3 separate regions of the Homo sapiens genome follow, and regions 2 and 3 are each linked to region 1. A link is a loop called in an ENCODE intact Hi-C map of the cell type or tissue named here. Cell type or tissue: mammary epithelial cell. All regions are shown on one strand. Links, peaks and the distances in the headings refer to the core of each region. The heading gives the core; the rest is flanking DNA.

What was found. Hi-C counts contacts between places; a loop is a spot of excess contacts. Peaks named below come from ENCODE experiments on the same cell type or tissue, not always from the same donor. Only the 100,000 strongest peaks of a DNase experiment are listed, where the experiment ranks them.
Region 2: it touches region 1 in a loop (2.8-fold over the local background); 2 of 110 quality-filtered maps call a loop at or near these places.
Region 3: a loop joins it to region 1, with 2.9 times the contacts of the local background. A loop is called at or near these places in 2 of 110 quality-filtered maps.

Annotation. Positions count from the first base shown.
Region 1 is chr2:172,277,035-172,284,145 of GRCh38, reverse strand. LOC107985960 (a long non-coding RNA gene) reads right to left here. Exons shown (of 6, transcript XR_001739773.3): 2 at 3,266-3,409. Among named protein-coding and RNA genes, the nearest start is that of ITGA6, 150 kb to the left of the region's middle. In mammary epithelial cell, for the core only: a CTCF peak has its summit at 4,081; a DNase peak (open chromatin) is centred at 1,775; H3K27ac peaks cover 1,313 bases.
Region 2 is chr2:172,405,928-172,413,038 of GRCh38, reverse strand. No RefSeq gene overlaps it. Among named protein-coding and RNA genes, the nearest start is that of ITGA6, 18 kb to the left of the region's middle. In mammary epithelial cell, for the core only: no CTCF peak of the experiment used is centred there; DNase peaks (open chromatin) are centred at 3,848 and 4,438; H3K27ac peaks cover 3,377 bases.
Region 3 is chr2:172,439,141-172,446,251 of GRCh38, reverse strand. All of the region lies in intron 1 of ITGA6 (integrin subunit alpha 6), which reads right to left. Among named protein-coding and RNA genes, the nearest start is that of ITGA6, 15 kb to the right of the region's middle. In mammary epithelial cell, for the core only: no CTCF peak of the experiment used is centred there; DNase peaks (open chromatin) are centred at 3,481, 4,061, 4,757 and 5,177; H3K27ac peaks cover 3,898 bases.

The DNA of each region.
Region 1 (7,111 bases), core at 1,265-6,264:
ATTAGTATATCCCTGAACCTCTCTGTGCCTCAGTTTACACATCTGTAAAACAGGAATAATAATACCTGCTGCACAATATGGCTATGGTTTTGTAAATGATACAGCACTATTATCCATAATAGTAGTAACCTTAAGGAGATGCTGAAGACTCTTTTCAGATTTGTCCCAGTGCTTACATCTACTACATTTAAGGGGAGTAGGTTTGAAGATAAATTTCATTATCCTTGTCATCACTGATACCTTCATGAGTCAAGCACCAGAAGTAGACTCGGCACCAGATGAAACATGGTCATCAAAATTATCCCTGAAAGGCCAGTTGGTCAAGATATTTCAGACATCAAAAATATGCCCCCCGGCCCCACCCCCGAGGCCTCAGCTGCATCACATTCCTTCACTTGGACCCGCCTGCAGACCACACAGTATCTCAGGGCAATTTCACACTCTCTCTACCGACTGCCTCTTGCTATCTGGATTGCACACTCAGGCAGCCTGATTCCTGTCTGGTCAACCACATAGAAACCAAGGGAATGAGAGCTAATGTAATTGGTTGAAGTCATTTCCAGAAATATGCTATTGGGGACATATCGAGAAGGTATCTGGGTTCTAAACAGGAAATCATAATAATCAGACTAATGCAGCATCCAAATTACTTCAGGGAAAACAATTGTTACAAAATCAAACTACAGACATACCAAGCTCCTCATCAGAAATAGAAAGAAGCTTCCTTTTTCATTACACCTCTTTTTTCCAGCAAATTTCTTGCTCATTCTAGAATGAATCTTGACTATTCACAATCCCTATCATTGTTCCTGAAATAACACCCTCATTAATTATGCCTACTCTGAAATACAGTTTAACCTGTTTTATAGTTAACAGCAGCCTTAACATACAGTCCCAAGTGAACCGTGTAGAGAGCCTCAGAATTACAAACGTAAAGTGACGGCAAAGGAAGAAAATATATATGCCTTCTAACTGACTCAGAAATGGGCTTCCCACACCCCCTGCAGTCATGTGCCACACAGTGACATCAGGCAACAACAGACTGCATGTATGATGGTGATGCCATAGGATTAGAATAGAGCTGGAAAATTCCTATCCCCTGATGACATATTGATGATCCTGACCCCGATGATTAAGCCCGGGCTAATGTGTGTGTAGTTGTCTTAGTTTTTAACAAAAAAGTTTAAAAGTAAAAATAATAATAATAAAATTTAATGAAAAAAATGTATAGAATAAGGATATAAAGAAAATATTTTTGCATAGCTGTATAATGCCTTTGTGTTTAAAGCTAAGTGTTATTCCAAAAGAAGTTAAAAACATTAAAAAGCTTATAAAGTGAAAAAGTTACAGTAAGCTAAGGTTAATTTATTATTGAAGAAAGAAGAGTTTTAAAATAAATTTAAGCCAGGCACAGTGGCTCACGCCTCTAATCCCAGCACTTTGGGAGGCCAAGGCAGGCGGATCACTTGAGGTCAAGAGTTTGAGACCAGCCTGGCCAACATGGTGAAAGCTCATTTCTACTAAAAATACAAAAATTAGCCAGGCATGGTGGTGGGCAACTGTAAGCCCAGCTACTAGGGAGGCTGAGGCAGGAGAATCACTTGAACCCAGGAGGCAGAGGTTGCAGTGAGCGAAGATCATGCCACTGCACTCCAGCCTGAATGACAGAGTGAGACTGTCTCAAAAAAAGTAAAATGAATTTAGTGTAGCCTGAGTGTGCTGTGTTTATAAAGTCTACAGTAATGTACAGTAATGTCCCAGGCCCTCACAATCACTCACCACTTACTCACTGACTCACCCAGAGCAACTTCCAGTCCTGTAAGCTCCACTTATGGTAAGTGTCCTTACAAGTATATCATTTTTTATCTTTTATACCATAACCTTCTCTATGTTTAGATACACAAATACTGATCATTGTGTTACAACTGCCTATGGTATATTCAGTACAGTAACATGCTGTACAGTTTTATAGCCTAGGAGCAATAGGCTATACCACACAGCCCAGGTGTATAGTAGGCAGTACCATCTAGAGCTATGCAAGTACACTCTATGATGTTTGCACAAAGAAATCGCCTGACAATGCACTTCATAGAACATATCTACATTGTTAAGTGACACACAGTTGCATTTCAGCACTCCATGCCCTACTTCTTTATATATATATTAATAGCTTCGAGGGAATGGGTAGTCATTTAGCATTAATAAGCAATGAAAAGTGGAATCTTTTTCTTGTTTCAGAAAGTGACAGTAAGCAGTCTAGAAAATGTGGACAAGATGGAGGAAAGGAAAGAGTGAAGGGAAGAAGGGAGAGTAGAAAGGAAAACCAAGATAACTTTCCTCATGTCCTGAATCTGATGAGCTCAGACTGTCTGGCACATGCCCTTCAGGTAGGTGATAGGGCAGTGTTGGGCTGATTCTGGGAAAACTCTCCTCTACAGAACTCAGGTGTCTTTAATACAGTGTAGTCCATTTTGTTCTTTTTTCTTCTGTTTCTTAGCGATGGGTTTGCCTTTTTAGGGGTTGGCTGGAAACGAGTACATTATCATCGACCACTGACAAAGCAACAGGAGGACATCTTCTGTCCCTGGGCACACGCTGGTTACCCATCAATCACTTTTTATTGACCTTGAACTAAGATCCATAAATTCAAAAACTGCAATTTAAAAATTTTATAGGCAAACTAATGGAATATCAACTTCTACAAGGCTGATTCTTCAATAACACACTTGAAGGACATAGTCCCCTGCCAGGGATGGAGCTCTGTTTGCTGATTTTTCACTAAGGGAAGGGAGGAAGGAACACTTAGTGAGCCTCCAGTGTGTGCCAGGCACCATATGGGGTGCTTTACATATATGATACCAAATCTAAGTTGCCACCAACTGTAACACGCCCAGCAGGAAAGCAAACCTACTGCCGATTAATTGAAAGATGCCATCCAGGGTGTATTTACTGGGAAGCTAAGAGAGTTTCAGCCTCAGGGCCCTTCATTTGCATGGGCCCTTCCAATGTTCTTGGAGAGGGGCCAGCAGTGTGTTCACGTGGCCATATATTTTTGTAAAATTTGCAAAAGATATTTTAACTGCAATCAATTAGACCACTGTCTCTTTCCACTCTGACTTCCCCTCTGTCACACTTCCCCTTATGTGGGTGGCACTGGAGTGGCTATGGGCAACTTGGGGATCCTATTAAAGGGGAAGTTGAGCTGGGGATACATTTAGTCTGGGTTCAGTGGGACGTTTGTATGTGGTCTGTGCAGTTAACTTACTGCTGGGCATGCTGGGATAGAAATGGCTTCACCGCTTCTCCCCTCCACCACACTAGCTCTCCTGGCAGTAAGAAGCTCCAGTGCAGGGCTCCAGGCTGTATCCAATATAAATACATCCCACCACACTCGCCAGCAGCATATGGCCTGGGCAGCAGAAAATAAACAAGGTGTGAAGTGTGTGAGCCAGAATTTGGTCTGTGGAAAATTTTCCCAAATCTCATAGTTCATATAGGAAAGAAACTTCATAGAGGTTTTCCCCAAATTTGACAAAAAAAACTCTCAAGATTTATATGACATTACCAAAAACAGTTGTGAAGCTGGAAAACACACATTTTACTGTTGATAGTAAAAAATAAATTTTCGTCAACCATTGAGAAGGAAGACTGAACTGTCTATTCTCTCTATAGAAAACAGACATAACGAATTCATTGTCATACAGCCCACTCCCCTCCAAAAATGCAGGGCAAAGAAGTATAACAGAAGTGGGCCAGGCAGTTAATTTTTACAAATATTATGGTATTTTATGTTGTTTGTGATTTATATCACCTTTTTAAAATTTGTGGTTTGTTGTGATTTTCCCATTTAAACAAATATTCATGTTCTTACCTAATTTTGCACGTATTATTTTCTCTTTTTTATAAAGGTCCCTGAATAATATAGAGTTCAGGCCCCATAAAACTGGGGTTGTCTAGACCCCTGGATGCCATCCCAATATCAGAGACCTTTCTAATGTATGGGTGGAAATAAGAACCTTAGACCTGATTAAATACATAGCAGGTATTATTTCCTTAATTCCACATAACAACACTGGGAGGCAGGTGTGTCATTTTACAGATGAGGAAACTGGGCTCAGGAAGTTGGAAATTTTCCCAAAATTACTGCCATGGCTACATTGGCAATATTCAAAACTTAAAGCCACAAAGTGAGGCCTGAACTTTTTGAGGAGCCCTAAAGTTCCTCTATCTCCACTGAATTAGTAGAATGCAGAATCAGGATTAGAACCAGACTTTTTATCTGAAACCTTGAAGCCTTACCACAACACCTCTTTGGAAAAGAACTTCCACTACCTCCTTACAGAAATTTATATTTCCTGTTAATCCTCCAAAAAGGTATTTCATTTTCATCCTTATGTGTAATTTTGCAATTAAATGACTATCTTCTGTTCAGGAGTTTTAGGGATTTTAGAAAGGACCCATCCCCAAACTCTGCTCCCAATTGCTGTCCCCCGTGCCCAGACCAATCAGAGAGGACTTTGCCATTAGACACCCTTTGAGTTAAAACATAAAAGCTCCTTCCTCTCAAAATGTATATGTATACTTAGAAGTAGAAACTCAATGAGGAAGCTATTCTTCATCATTAAGAACTTAACAAGAATGTATATTTCAAAAGCACTAACACCGCAGGATTCCTGGGGGGAAGGCGTTGTAGTGGTGCTGGCAGGGTCTGTTTTGTTATGGAGGTGGGGCAGACACAGACGGTCCCAGGCAACCAGAAGGCAGCAGTGCTGTAGCCATTTCCACCTCCATTCTACCTAGCACACTATAGTTATTAAAAACTAATCAGGCCAGTGCAGTGGCTCAGGCCTATAATCCCAGCACTTTGGGAGGCCGAGGTGGGTAGATCGCTTGAGCTTAGGCATTTGAGACCAGCCTGGACAATGTGGCAAATCTTGTCTCTGCAAAAAATACAAAAATTAGCTGGGCTTGGTGGCGCATGCCTGCAGTCCCAGCTAGTCGGGAGGCTGAGGTGGGAGGATCGCTTGAGCCCAGGGGGCCAAAGCTGCAGTGAGCCAAGACTGTACACTGTACTCCAGCATGGATGACAGAACCAGACCCTGTTTCAAAAAAAAAAAAAAAAAAAAAAAAACGCTAATCGGTTAGTTCCTGGTACAAAACTTCTCCTGGCCATTAAGCTGGCACCACTGAATCCAGTATTTCAGGGGACTACATACAAGCAGTCCCAGTGGGGACTTTCCATCCTTGCAGATGTCATCACCGACACCAGCCTGAGCTCCCTGTCTCCCTTTGCCATGATTTATGGGGAGAAAGCTGAGGTTTAAGGCAGAAGTTTAATTGGCGGTCCACGAAACTGCTTGAAATTTGTTGCAGGAGTAAGATGAGACTGCAATTCTTAAGGGAGACAGTCAAATACTAAAGGGATTTATGAGCTCCCCAAAAGTTTAAGAACCACCGTTGTAGAAGAAAAGCACTGAAATAAAATTAGTACAAGTCTCAGAGGGAGGCTGATACCAAAAACATAGTCAAGTGATGTCAGGTGGTGCGTGTGTAGGTATGTGGATAAGAAAAAGTTTGTTACGTTTAAGTGGTGTGCAATGTTTTTAACTTGCTAGATAATCAGTTAAGAAATTCTGGTTTTTATTAAATCATTAAAATAATTAGTTAATATTTTCTCTCTTGACATGCCTATATTATATACATAATACTAGAGGATTCATCAGACTTCCATTTTTAACTTACTAGATCGTTTTATTTTTAATAATACAACTGAATGAGAATCCTATTTTTGGCTCCAAGTCAGACTATAAACAGAAAATATTGAGCTGCAGAGAAATCACCTTACCACAGTTTCATTTTGACCTTCTATTCCACAGCCATTTGTTTAATACATTTTGCTTTGTGTTTAGAAGTGCATTATTTATTATCTGAATTAAGCTGTAATTTGTTTCCATTAATACAAAAAAACGCTCTGCCAACTCAACCAGCTTCTTGTATCAATGAAAATCATGATCTCATTAGGAGTTGCTTTAAGAAAAAATGCAGCTTTTTCTTTTTTTTTTTTTTTTTTTTTTCCTGAGACAGAATTTTGCTCTTGTTGCCCAGGCTGGAGTGCAATGGCGCAGTCTCAGCTCACCGCAACCTCCACCTCCCAGGTTCAAGCAATTCTCTTGCCTCAGCCTCCCAAGTAGCTGGGATTACAGGCATACACCACCACGCCCTACTAATTTTGTATTTTTAGTAGAGACAAGGTTTCTCCATGTTGGTCAGGCTGGTCTCAAACTCTTGACCTCAGGGGATCCGCCCACCTCGGCCTCCCAAAGTGCTGGGATTACAGGCATGAGCCACTGTGCCCGGTCAGCTTTTTCTTAAGAAAGCAGCTTCTCTGCCCGACCTTCATCTTGCTTCCTTAACCCATCTCCCTCTGGATATGCCAAAATGCTTCCATCTCATACTTCTGTCCTGTTGGGTCCTTCCAATCCTTGACCCACCACCCCACAAACCTAATTTGGGCACCTGAGTCAGGGCTTTCCAGTTTGTGTCTTTGAGAGAAAGGATCTGCCCTTAGCTTGAGAGAAACTGTAACCTGGAACAACACGCCCTTTAATAGGGATGTTTGTTCAGCGTTGGTTGCACATTCATCCAAACCCACTGCACAGCTCCCTTGAGCACCACCTCTTGAGAGGGTTTGTTAGACTTATTGCAAATAAATGGACAAAGTTTTCAAGAGGTAGCATTTCTTAATTTCCCAAATGGTTGGGTTTGGGGTTTGGTTATTTGAGGCTTGTTTATTCTTTTTTATTTCTACAAAGATGATTGCCCCTCTCTGCCCCTCTCCAGCCTTCCTGACCACAGCAGACCATGTGATGATGTGAAAGCAGTTAAGCCCAAAATGCTTGACATCATTCCCATATTTGGGGACTTTCCCACCCTAGAGGTTCTTACCTCCCCACAGCTGAAACCAGAAAACTGACTTTCCCTGATTCCCTTGCAGCTAGACCTCACCATGTGACCCAGGCTCTGCCAATCAGATAGTCTAACAAACAGCTTCATTTGGAATTGAGGCCATGAGCAAGCCAACTGTGCAGAATCCATTTGCTAGAAAGGGTGG
Region 2 (7,111 bases), core at 1,455-6,454, 130 kb before region 1:
GGGAACGGGAGGAGACACACATGAATGAACATGAGAGGCCAGACAGTGGCCCTGTGCCAAGCTGCCAAGATTTCTGGTGGTGCTTGGTTCCATTGTAGTCCACAAGGACCCTTACAACAAGCCCCATGGCCTTAGATAACTCAAGAGGGTCTTTGTTCCTTGTGAAGAGAAAAACCTGATGCAAAAAGTAGATGAATAAAAATGGTTAACTTTTGGGCAGAATCCTCCCACCCAAAAATAAGTTGAGGAAATATTAATGTGGAAAAAGAAAAATGACCTAAAATTAAGAATAATCTACCTATGTGGAAGCATTGTTTTAAAAAACCAATATAATGTTGGCCTATATGAAAATGAATGCATTATATAAATCATGGATTTCAAAGAGCTAGGGGTTTTGTTTTTGCTCTTTTAAAATCAGATCTTACATAGCACACCATCTCATCTTAGTCATCCTTTTAAGAAAAGACATACGGCTTCTGACAAGGGTTCCAATAATAATCAAAATTATTAAGGTATGACTTATAAGTAAAGCCACAGGGAGTTTGTGCTATGTGGTCTAGAGAGAAGAAAGCTAGTGGTGATTTCTTTTTTATCTTTAAGAGTATTGGCTGAGGTGTGAGGATTGCTTGAGCCCAGGTGTTCAAGACCAGCCTGAGCAACACAGTGAGACCTTGTCTCTACAAAACATAAAAACAAAAAAATTAGCTGGGCATGGTGGCACTTCCCTGTAGTCCCAACTACTTGGGAGGCTGAGGTGGGAGGAAGGATTGCTTGAGCTGGCGAGGTCAAGGCTGCAGTGAGCCAAGATTATGCCCCTGCACTCCAGCCGGGGCAACAGAGCAAGACTCTGTCTCTTTATAAAAAAACAAAAACAAAAACAAAGAATATGGAAGAAGCTGAGCATGGTATCTCACATCGGTAATCCCAGCACTTTGGGAGGTCAAGGCAGGAGGATCACTGAGCTCAGGAGTTCAAGACCAGCCTGGACAACATAGTAAGACTCTGTCTCTACAAAATAAATAATAAACAAACAAACAAACAAACTGGGTGTGGTGGCATGCTCCTGTAGCCCCAGCTACTCAGGAGGCTGAGGTGGGAGGGTTGCTTGAGCCTGGGAAGTTGAGGCAGCAGTGACCCATGATCATACCATTAAACTCCAGCTTGGGCAAGATCCTCTCTCTCTCAAAAAACAAAATACAAAAAACAAAATATATATATATATGTATACACACACATATATATACATATGTATGTGTGTATATATATGCATACACCCACATATATACATATGTATACACACATACACGTGTGTATACACACGTGTGTGTATACGTGTGTATACACACGTCTGTGTATATATGTATACACATATGTCTGTGTATATGTATACACATGTCTATATATGTATACACATGTCTGTATATATGTATACACGTCTGTATATATGTATACACATACGTGTATACATATGTATGTGTATGCATACACACGTGTATATGTGCGTGTGCATACACACGTATGTGTGTATATGCGTGTGCATACCCACGTGTGTGTGTGCGCGTGTGCATACCCACGTGTGTGTATGTGCGTGTGTATACACACGTGTGTGTGCGTGTGTATACACACGTGTGTGTATATGGTTTTAATCACTGATCACAATTATCTCTTTTATTCATAGAAGTAAGACTGAGCTTTGCTCAAAGCTTTTCTGTCAAATATGAGGGGGAATCTGTTGACAGCCTGCAAAAGAAGACCCAGAACTTCTTAGTCCTGGAGATAGACATCCAGGAAAGAATTTAGAAACACCTGGGAGTCTTGGATGGTTGGCAGATAGGGCTCAGTTGGGTTTTTTTGTCTTTGGATCTGAGCTGCAGATAGGAAAATACACGACATCCATCCATGAGTGCCATGGGAAGTCATGAGTCAGATAAGAAGGAAGAACTGGAGATTAGAAAAAACAAGGAGAAAGAAAAAAGCAAAGAAGGGAAGGCTGTCAGAGGAGGTGTTCAAGTTAGCGTTCACTTTCAGGATGATGTCTGAAGGCCACTCTGACCTCTCTTATTTTGTACAATGTAGTATGTAACAGGCTGTTCATCATCAAATCACATCCATGCTTGCAAGTGACTCAAGTTGAGCCTGACATATAGAGTGACCAGGAGTTTGGGCACTTCATGTGCAGTTTCCCTTCCCCACTCTCCACAAGACCTCCTTGGGACAGATTCCATACCTGAGGGAATCAGGTCAAGACCGAGTGAGTCATCAGCTTACTTCAGGAACCCACCTGCTGGCTCCAGAGTGGCCCCGTCAGAGCAGGAATGGCTTGGCCAGAAGAACATCACTGAGGGTGCCACCCTCTACCAACTCAGCCCCTGAGCTAGGAGTAATTTAAAGGAAAATGGGTGACATGGCCCTTATTTCTAAGGTGCTGCGCTAATGAAGAGAAACTTGAAGGCAGACTTGTCTCCATGTGGGAGCATGGAGTACAAGATCTTAATCCCAAATACATACTTGTTTCATGAGAAACCCTGAGCCCTCCATGTCTCTTGGTCCTCCCTCTCCCATACTTATAAAGCAGGTTGGGCTGACTTTTCTTTGACTGACATGTCATACACATATAACATACAACATAGACCTATATGACTACATATATGACAATGACCGAGTTGCTATGTTTACTTGAAGTTGGGCTTTTTAAAAAACAACGAGGTTGGGCATGGTGGCTTATGCTTATAATCCCAGTACTTTGGGAGTCTAAGGCAGGAGGACTGCTTGAGACCAGGAGTTTGAGATCAGTCCTGGAAATTTAGTGAGACCCTGACTCTACCACAAAAATAAATTAAAAAAATAAAAAAATTAGCTGAGCAGAGTGGCATGCACCTGTAGTCCCAGCTACTCAGGAGGCTGAGGCAGGAGGATCCCTTAAGCGCAGGAGTTCAAGGTTACAGTGAGCTATGATCACCCCATTGTACTCCAGTCTGGGTGACAGAGCAAGACCCTGTCTCAATCCGTCAATCAATAAGGACAAGAAAGGAACTATACGGTACTCACTACTCAAAAATCTTGGTTTAGGAACCACTTCAGAGGTCATAAGGATTTTTGTGCCAAAAGAGACCTTAGAGATCGTGTAAAATTCAGTCTTCTCCTATGTATAGAGTTAAGGAAACTGAGACCCATAAAGGGTAAGGGGCAGAGCCAGGCCCAGCTTGTGAGTCTCCCTAATCCTAACAAGTACTTTCCCCAGAAAACCAGATTAAAATGAGAGTGGCATGTTCTTCTTCTCAACATCGCAACACACTAGGATTCATAGGGTTCTGCAGTGGCATACAAATCATGCAGTTGTAGAACAAACACTTGGCAGAGGCTGAGGCAATTTCATGGCTTCCACTGAGGCTGGATCTTCTGCCTTAATGGGGCACAATAATCACCAGTCACTGCCACCAAGGTTCCATACAAGGGCTTGCAATCTGCCTGGTTTCACACCATTTCTCAAACCAGAGGTCTTGTTGAGAAGAGACTGAGAAAAATCACCCCTCCTGCTGTAGGAAGAGGCTCTACCCTAAATTACATTGGTTTATTTCCACAAGTTCTTCCTAAAGTCAATCAGATCAAATCAACTTATTCTAATATGCCTTGAATTGTGCTTGCTTGTGACATCAGTGTGAATCCAGGTTAATTTTTCATATGTGAATGAAATTATTCTAAATAAAAACTGTTTTTAAACAGTTAAAGTATGAGTCACATGCTCAGTATTAAACAAAGAAACTTAGACAATAGAAGTGTATAAAACAGAAAGTGACATTTTCCACCCTGTCCAGTGCCCCTCCCTTGAGATAATCATTGTTAACAGTTTGGTTTACATCCTCCCTTTTATGCCCGTAGGAACATGTTTATAAGTATTTGGCTTTCAAACCTTGACTAATGTTTAAAAGCTCCTGTTTAAAGATCATAAGTCAAACTTCCTATTAATAATGCATTAAGCTCACTTTTGGGGTCCTAAAAACAAAAATAGTAAGTGCAGAATGAAAGCAACCTGGTTTTCTGTGACTACTTTTGGCAGGTTACCTCAAACAGGCAAACAAGTCAAATCTGGTAATTTAAAAACAGGACTCCAGCCTTGACCATAGTTAATAAGAACTATAAAACCAAATTATTTTCCAGTGCTATTGTGTGGAGTTGCAGAAAAGTCTCAAGCCTAGGAAAGTTCGATTTAATCCTAAATGTTATCTTATTTACCACTCATAATGAATCTACTTGGCAGAGTCTGGTGCTCTGGTTATTTCCTTTGGTTACAATAGTAACTATGGCTAGGGTGCTATTCCCCTGATGTTTGGGGAGGTGGTTATAAGTTGGTCTGATTTGAAGGACAAGTCTCTCTAGTCTCCCCATGACTAAAGCAAGTCCACACCCAGATACCCGAGGGTTGTGTCTCTACATGCCACAGCTGAGGCAATGTAACCTCAGGTGCTATTTATCTGAAGGGCTTCCAAGGCTGCTGAGCTCCTGGCAGCTGTTCAAGAAGGGACACCTGCATTTGGGAAAGAATAGTAGCTTCCCATGGCAAGCATTCACCGCTTGTGGACCTATAATTAGAAGGGGATAACATCTTGCAAGCTGACTGCTTGTTCTCATGGTCTCAGAAAAGCGATTAGTTTCCATTTCATCCCTTGTAGCTGAATAGGACACAGGGGGTCAGGTACAGGGAGTGCCTGTTTAGCACAAGTGCCTGATGAGGCTCCCTGCATTGTGGTCCTGGATGCCTTGTCCTGGTTAGCCAGAGGAAGAAAAAAGGTACAGCTTAAATAGTGTCAGAGCAAGCCAAGGCTGAGCAATTTTTGTCATTGCCCCTCACTTTCCCTCTCAGTTAGGCACAACTTTGACCTCGAACCTAAATTTCACCACAACTTTCTCTATGCCCCTGGAGTGCTGTTTTCTGCCTCAATTTATTCATCTGCAGAATAGGCTTAGCAGTGCCCATCTCTAAAGGAGGATCAGCCAGTCCATGCCAAAGATGGGTGTTGAAAATATAGATCAATGTCACAAAGTCTCACTTATAATAATCACAAAATACTACCCAATTTCTTCTGTTACCCTGGAATTTTTTTTTTACATCAATTACTACTTGAAGTAAGCTGGGGTAATGTTTTCTCAAACTGAGATTCACAAGTTCTGAGATAATTTTTTAAATTCGGGGCTTTTCTTTGGATTATGATCTAAGAAAAGTCATATCAGAGTGTTCTGGCCCATCAGGCTGACCATCTTGTAACTAAATACTGGCTTGAGTTCATTATCTGTGTTTGTGTTTCCAAGAGAACTGGTGCTAAACTTTCAATGTCGTATGCAACACTGTACACAACATCGTATACAAGACAGTGCACTAAATTTATTGGACAATCAACATAGTCGATCAATGGATAAAAACAAATATAAGAGCTAAAAATAACAGTGATAGGAACAATTAAGCCTCAAATAACGGCTCATCATATTCCAGATCAAAAGCAACAACCAGCTAGTGAAGCATGAAACAACCAAACACATCTTCCTCCTATTCAATCCAACACCAGCAATTTGGTTTCCATAAAATATCATTTATCACATTTTAAAAATATTCCTCATTTGAATTTCACTGATTTTTACAATTATGGATATTTAATTGATAAATGTATTTTACCATTATACTTGTTTAAGGGTCAAAAACCTAAGAAGCATATAACTAGTTTTGTTTGATGGTAATGAAGTAATGTTACTTAAAAAAATAATTTGAGTCATCACTTGGGCTAATAATTTTTTCCATGAAAAGCTGTATATAAACTAACCAAATCTGAGAAATACTGAATGAGGGCATTAGCTGGGTCTTGGTGCTCTTACTAAAGAGAAAATCTCATTCTAATGTTACCTATTAGAAAAGAATTTTGTCAGTAACTTTCCAGCAGAGATTTAAAGCTAGTAGATCTTCCTAATATGATTCATAGTCTTCTTTTAAAATGTGCACGCCACCACACCCAGCTAATTTTTGTAATTTTAGTAGAGACTGGGTTTCACCATGTTGGCCAGGCTGGTCTTGAACTCCTGACCTCAAGTGATCCACCCACCTCAGCCTCCCAAAGTGCTGGGATTGCAGGCATGAACCACTGCGCCTCGCCCTTACATGAATTTTTTTTCAGAAGGGTATTAGAACATTTTTGTCAGGTTTTCTCCAAAATCCTATTGGTTTTTTTTTTATTAGGAATGTGTTGGAAATTGGAGCTTAATTTGGGGGACTGACTTATTAATAATATATCTTTTTTTTTTTTCAGACAGAGTCTCGTTCTGTTGTCTTGGCTGCAGTGCAGTGGTATGGTCACAGCTTGCTGCAGCCTTGACCTCCCAGGCTCAGGTCCTTCCACCTCAGCCTCCCAAGTACCTAGGACGACAGGCACATACATACCACCATGCACAGCTAATTCTTAAATTATTTTTGTAAAGACAGGGTTCTACTTTCTAACACTATCACACTGGGGATTAGGTTCCAACATATGAGTTTGTGGGGGACAAACATTCAGACCATAGCACTATCTATATCTTATGGTGTGTGTGTCTTATTGTGAATGGAATCTATATTTTTATTATAATTTCTGTTTATTGCTTGCATACAGGAACAGCATTGATTTGCATAATTATTTTGTAATTGATTCCTCTGATTAGGTCTGATAATTGCTTCCATTCTTTTTCATCTGAATACCATTAATGGCAGATGCCATTTTAAGTAATGCTATTAACTCAAAAAATATTTAAATCTCTTATTTTGTGCAAATGAAACCACCATGAGATACCATCAGAATGGCAAGTATTAAAAAGTCAAAAAATAACAGATGCTGCAGAGAAAAGGAAACACTTATACACTGTTGATGAGAATGCAAACTAGTTCATCCACTGTTGAAAGCAGTTTGGGGGTTTCTCAAAGAACTTAAAACAGAACTACCATTCTACCCAGCAATCCCATGACTGGGTATAACCAGAGGAAAATAATGCATTCTATCAAAAAGACACGTGCATTTGCATCTTCATCACAGCACTATTCACAATAGCCAAGATACGGAATCAACCTAAGTGCCCATCAGCGCTGGATCGGATA
Region 3 (7,111 bases), core at 1,186-6,185, 160 kb before region 1:
ACTTAATGAGCTCACACCTGGTGGGTCACCATACCCATTTTACTACTCCAATAGTTTAGGAAATACAAATTTTTCAATGCTTTGAAAAGGAAATTAATATGGTCACAGTTTATTTTCTAAATGAGATAAATGAAACAACAGGCTTAGTAGCTCTGCCAGAGAGTGCTGGCTGTCACCCAACATCAGTTCTCCTCTTTCCCATAGTAAAAGACTTTTTAGCTGGGCATAAGGCCACCCTGAATAACTACTACTCAACTGAACCTCCCTCTTTAGCTGGATGTGCCACACAACTCAGTTCTGCTGAATAGGACGTGTGACAAAGCATCACACTGCTGCTTCCAATAATTTTCCTTAGAAGATGGCATGCATGTGCCTTTGGCTCTGTTCTTTGCTCCTTTCTTCAGCTGCCTGGAATGTAGGTGCCACCACCTTGAGTTTGAGGTTGAGGCTCCAGTGGTGGAGCAATAAGAGAGCAAGTCCTGGGTCCCAACACCTCAGACCAGCTACCCAGATTTTTAGAGGCCGGGAAGACAAAGACAAAGCAAAAAGCAAAACCAAAAGAGGTCTTTCAGGCTTTTTTTTTTCTTTTTTTTTTTTTTAAAAAAGACGGAGTCTCACTCTGTCGCCCAGACTGGAGAGCAGTGGCGCAATCTCAGCTCACTGCAAGCTCCGCCTCCCGGGTTCAGGCCATTCTCCTGCCTCAGCTTCCCGAGTAGCTGGGACTACAGGCGCCCACCACCATGCCCGGCTAATTTTTTGTATTTTTTGTAGAGACGGGGTTTCACCGTGTTAGCCAGGATGGTCTCGATCTCCTGACCTCGTGATCTGCCCGCCTCGGTCTCCCAAAGTGCTGGGATTACAGGCGTGAGCCACCGCGCCCGGCCTTTTTTTTTTTTTGTTAAAAAAAAAAAAAGAAAAGAAAAAGACAACAGATTTAGAAATAGGATACTAAGAACAACAAAGGCAATTTACAAAGTATAAATACCAGCCGGGCACAGTGGCTCATGCCTGTAATCTCAGCAGTTTGGGAGGCTGAGGCGGGCAGTCGCTTGAGGTCAGAAGTTCAAACCAGCCTGGCCAACATAGCAAAACCCTGTCTCTACTAAAAATACAAAAAAATTAGCCAGGCATGGTGGTGGGCGCCTGTAGTCCCAGCTACTTGGGAGGCTGAGACAGCAGAATCACTTGAACCTGAGAGGCAGAGGTTGCAGTAAGCCAAGAGCCCGCCACTGCACTCCAGCCTGGGTGACAGCAAGACTCTCTCTCAAAACAAAACAAAACAAACAAAACCTACAGAAATCAAGTTATATGCCTAAACGCTTACATTGTTTAATACTCCATTCCTGCACTTACAGATTTAAGAATATTTAGGGACCAGTATGGCTTGGGAACCAATTAGCGAGCACAGATGGTGGCCATAGCACGGGAGCTACAATCCAGGGGCTCCTCGCTTATGAGGGCATTTCCCCTTTATTGCTGGGTTGTGGGGGGGAAATACGTGGCGATTAGGGGGGTTCCTATGTGAAAACTGGCCAGGGAAGTAGAGAAAGAAACTCAGGGGGGTTTGGGGCAAAGCTATTTACAGGTTGAGTATCATTTTTCTGAAATGCTTGGGACTACAAGTGTTTTGGGTTTTTGGTTTTTTTTGGCGGGGGGCGGGGGGCGGGGATTTTGGAATATTTGCATTAATACTTACTGAGCATCCCAAATCTAAAAATCCAAAATCCGAAATGCTCCAATGAATGTTTCTCTTGCATGTCATGTTGGCAGGCACTCAAAAACACTCAAAAAGTTTCCAGCTTTGGAGCATTTCAGATTTTGGTTGTTCATATTTGGGATACTCAACGTGCACCAACCAGAATGAAAGTTATTTCAATATTTTAGCAACTAATACTTCTTTGTGTATACTGAATCAGTCCTACTTGGACTTGCTATTGCTGAGATAATATAGTGTATGCCTGTAGCAGCTACTACCTCCAGAAAGCTTACATCTTCTTTTCTGCTCCATAACAAACTGGCAGACCAAAACCATAATTAGAGATATCAAGGAAGTTACAAGAATGGTGGGTTCAAGTCTTGGCAGTACCACCCGTTAGCTGAGTATCACTATGGATTATCTGTGAAATCGTTCTATCTAAATATTCTCATAGGGTGTTGCAAGGATCAAATGAAACGATGGGCCAGGCATGGTGGCTCACTCCTGTAATCCCAGAACTTTGGGGGCCAAGGTGGGAGGATCACTTGAGCCCAGGAATTTGAGACCAGCCTGAACAACATGGTGAAACCTCATATTTACAAAAAATACAAAGATTAGCCAGGCGTGGTAGTGCATGCCAGTAGTCCCAGGTACTCGGGAGGCCGAGGCGGGAGGATCACCTGAGCCCAGGAGGTTGAGGCTGCAGTAACCCGTGAGTGCACCACTCGTACTCCAGCCTGGGCGAAAGCGTGAGACCCTGCCTCAAAAAAGAAAAAAGAAATAACATCAAGTAACTTTGTAAACTCAACACAGTGATAAAACATGAAACACTATACGCAATCTTACACATTCCAACAAGCCATTCTAATTTTAACACATACATTTTAACAAGCATAAAGTACAGCTAGGACACAAACATTGAAGCCTTCAGGGATCCAACAGCTTGGGCATAAGGCTGGAAACTCGATTGTTGAAAAGACTCTACTAAACCCACTGATAGCGTAGCCTGTGGTCCTATCAGATGGTTAGGATAGAAAGGAATGAGGGCAGCCACTCCTCCAGAATCAGCCGTGACCATTAAAACAACAACGCCGGCCAGGCCACTCTGCACTAGGAATTAATTAATTCACCTTAAATTAATTCATTTAAGGTGAAATGAGGGAAGCATAAAGTTCTTCACTGCAGCACTGCTTTTAACGGCGAAGGATTAGAAATTATCTGAATACCCAGACTGGTTAAATAAATCATAGTTCATCCTCGAAACTGAGTATTATGCAGAGATTAAAAATAATAAGGAAGCTCTTTATTTACAAGATTGAACAGGCATTAAAACATACCAAGAGAAAAAGAGCAAGGTGCAAAAGAATCTACATGGCAAATGGGTAAAAAAAATCTATGTACATATTTGCTTGTAAATGTATAGGTAGCTCTGAAAGATTCACAGTAAGCTGGTAAAACAATGGTTGCCTCCAGGAAGAATAGGATGCCCAGAGATCAAGGGTGGGAGGCTGACTTTCATTCCATCTTTGTAGTTTTAATATTTGTACCATGTGACTGTACTACCTATTCAAAAATAAATTAAAAATGAAATTTTAAAAATGGAGGTCAGTCCATGGACACGAGGGTCACTGAAAATCTTGCAGAGAAAATGATGGAGATAGTGAGGTTAAAAAAAAAAAATCAGCGCCCACAAGTCATGAAGCAAACCTTGTAATTGCATAAAACAAGCTCACACATGCTCTCTTTATGTGGGCAGTTGCTGGCAAAGAGTCAAAGATTGATTTTTACAGCCCGTTCCAGAGGCATGACAACACATCAGTAAAGCAAGCTCACAAACACGTACCTACTGTGCGCCAGGCACTGTGCTGGCAACTGGGGCATTACAATGAAGAGTGAATGTAAGGCAGAGGGCAAACTACATGGAAGAAAAGAGGTGCAACAGCTGAAAAGGTAGATAAGCTTTCCTAGGGAGTCCCACAGTCAAGTGAGCTGCAGCATAAAATGAATGACATCAGAGACAGGAACTCTAACCTTCCCTATGAACATCCATGGCACTGACAGCATTCAGGGGAACCTTTCAGCTATGAAAATACATCCAACAAGAACTCCTCACCCTTCGTCTATCCTCCTTTCAGAAAGGACTGAATCTGTCCTTTCTAGGGGAGTCCCAATATTCAGACTGAAAGCACTGTAAAGTGCTGTTTATAAATAGCTGCAGGGTCCAAATGCTTTAGTCCTGGATGCTGTGGGCACTCCTCAACCTGCCTGGGGCAATCACTTCCTACCGGGAGGAGCTGGGTTCACCCAAGCAGAGTGAGTCAGTGGCCTGAGTCAGGCACCTCGCCTTTCATCTAATCTAAAGCAATGAATGAGGGGTGTGGCGGTAACCAGGACTCCTTATTCAGAAACATGACGCAGGGGTTGGTGAGAAACATGGGGAACACACAGCTGCTTCTGGATTTGTGGCCACAGGCAAATCCGAGCCTAGTTTCTAATGGAGAAATGTTTATCATCTGAGCAACTCAGGATGGTACCTCTCTATGATGAGAAAGAGATCTGGACAAGTTTGATGGGACACGAACCGACGTACTTAAGCTTCTGGTGGCATTTTATAAAAACAGACACATTAGCTAGCTGGACCTCTGCTTAGGGGTGAGGGCGGGATGGGGTTCTAGTGGGAAATGAAGCAGAAACAACTCAGGACAAGAAGGGAATTGTAGGCACAGCTCTGTCTGTAGCTGGCTGCAGGACTATGACAAATCCTAGGTCTCCATTTCTTGTTCTATGAAATGAGGATGGTGGTCTACCTTTCCAGGCCATTCCCCAAGTTCCTTCCCAACTTCTACAAGTGGAAAATAGTTTCAATTGTAAAGAAATTCACAAAAACATTGGGTATTACTAGAATGTGTCTACTCTCGTTCACAGATGAAAACACCTGTGTCTTATGCACTGAGGTTTGATTTTTTTTTTTTTTTTTTTTTTTTTTTTTTTTTTTTAAAGAGACAGCGTCTCCACTCTGTTACCCAGGCTGGAGTGCAGTGACACAATCATAGCTCACTCTCACCTTGAGTTCCTAGGCTCAGGCCTTCCTCCCACCTCAGCCTTCCAAAGTGCTGGGATCACTGGCATGAGCCACCATGCCTGAGTTTAGATTTATTTTAAAGCATATTTTTAAGAGTTACAAGTGTCAGGCTCTGTTAAAGCTCTAGGCAAACACAGATAAATCAGACCCAAACCCCTGCCTTCAGTGGCCTCACAGTTCAGGACCCTCAGTAAGCTTTTATTCTGACAGCTAATAGATAGATAATATTTATTAGTTTCTATTCTGATAGCTCCCAAATAACTTATTAGAAATCTCATCATGAAAACATCAGTAAGAAAAAAGAGAGCCTATTAAACTCAACAGGATGAGAGCAACGGAGAAATTAGTCATTACCAACTCAAGAATCTAGAGCTGCTCCCAGGTAATAGATTAACATGGGTCTAAAGGAAGCAGGGTGGGGAGAAGGGATTAGTGAACAAGGAAAGTATTTGCAAGACAAGCTAAAGATGGCCTTAATACAGAGGACAGCTGTTAGTCCAATTGGTGTTCCCTGAACAAACAGGCACTTCCTTTCAAACTTCAAGCCACAAATCAAGCCTCAGCTTCAATCAGAACACAGAATGCAACTGAAACCACTCTTGGTTTCATCTTAAAGCTACCAAGAGTTAAGGAGTACTAACAACATATAAATGACAAATAAGCTAATATAGCCAGGCATTTTATTAGTTGCAATTTTCTGTTACTCAATTAAAAACTTAAATTACTTGGTTTCTCAAAGGCTGTTGGTGCCAGGTATACAACTGCTGAATTCAACTCATAGCAGTCCTTAACCGGATTGGAAAAACACATAATAAGCTAAGAGACTAAATTTCAACTTGTACCATAAATATGTTAAACTTTAAATTTCATTGCCACTAATACACATTAGAATATAGTACTAAATGATACAGCACAATCATATATTGAGTTAAAGTTTGTTTAGCTTATCAATACTTTATGGCCTCATAATATGAAACAACATCATTTCCGGGCAAGAAATGATGTGAATATACTTAACAATACTGAATCATACACTTTAAAATGGTTAAAATAAATTTTATGTTATGTATATTTTACCACAATTTTTTTTCAAAGTACCAGCATGTAAAAGATCATTCTAAAGAAATGTTTACCCTGGTTCCTGTTCTCTAAAAGCCTTTAGTGTATTTGGGGAATCAAAGAGTTCAACAAATACCTACTGAATATCCATTTCTATGTATTAGATTTGAACCAAAACTGAACAAGATGTCAGCCTTGTTCTTAAGAAGCTCACAAACCAACAGGACTCATATCCATCAGGCATACATTTATAGGGTGCCTTCCATATGCACGGGATTTAGCAAGGCCAGGAGGGCAAACAGGTGCTGTCTTATTTGCAAACACCCACACAACAGTGAAGGCTGACCAATGTTGACCTGAAGAATTCTGAGACTCCACTGAAAAAATGTGCTATGGTCATTTGGAGTGCCCTAGTAAGCAGGGGAAGGGGTGACAGTGGCTGTATTTTCTATCTCTCCCAGCCCACTATGTAGGGGACATTTAAAAACCCAAGATACTGTTCTATTAAGGGCAAGATTTATGTGGCACAAGTTTAACTCCAAGAATGGGCTATTTCACCAAACGGAAGATGTGTATGGCATACCATCAGGTGGACTGGGCACTGGGCAGCTAGGTTTCAGGGCCCACATTACCACTGACTAGCTGTCACTTGACTTTTCTGGGTCTCAGTCTTCCTTCTAGAGAGAAAAGGTTGAGCTGGTCAATGCTTCCCAGCCATTTTCACAAAAGCACTGAATGACAGAGGCAGGTGAACATGTACAGAGGCACAGTGCAAAGCAACCACCAAAAGCTTGCAATGTCTTCGAAGACTTGTGTTTTATATAAGTACACACTTCATTCTGTACTATAATGAAGCTTTTATACCACCACCATGCCACCTCAGGAAGATGTTTCATATCTGATTTGCAGCACACCAGGGGAATGTATGCTCAAGTCCTGATGACTCACACTTTTGCAAAATTCCAAAGATATTCTATTTCCTTTTGAACTCAGATTTCCCTCAAGGTCTATACCAATAATCTTGAAAGAAGAGATTGAAAAACGACAGTATTTTAGAACCCAAAGTGCTGATTGAGCCTCATTTTCTACACTCCTGACAATTCAACAAGGCCATTCGTCATTTTTTATTCAATATATGCACTGAGACGCTGGATGCATTGACTAGGATTACAAAGACAAATCAACCAGGCCAGCAGGAACAGGAAGCACAGCCTTGGCTCTCCTGCTGCGTTCTCGGAGCTGGCTTCCACCCTGTATCACACACACCCAGTCAA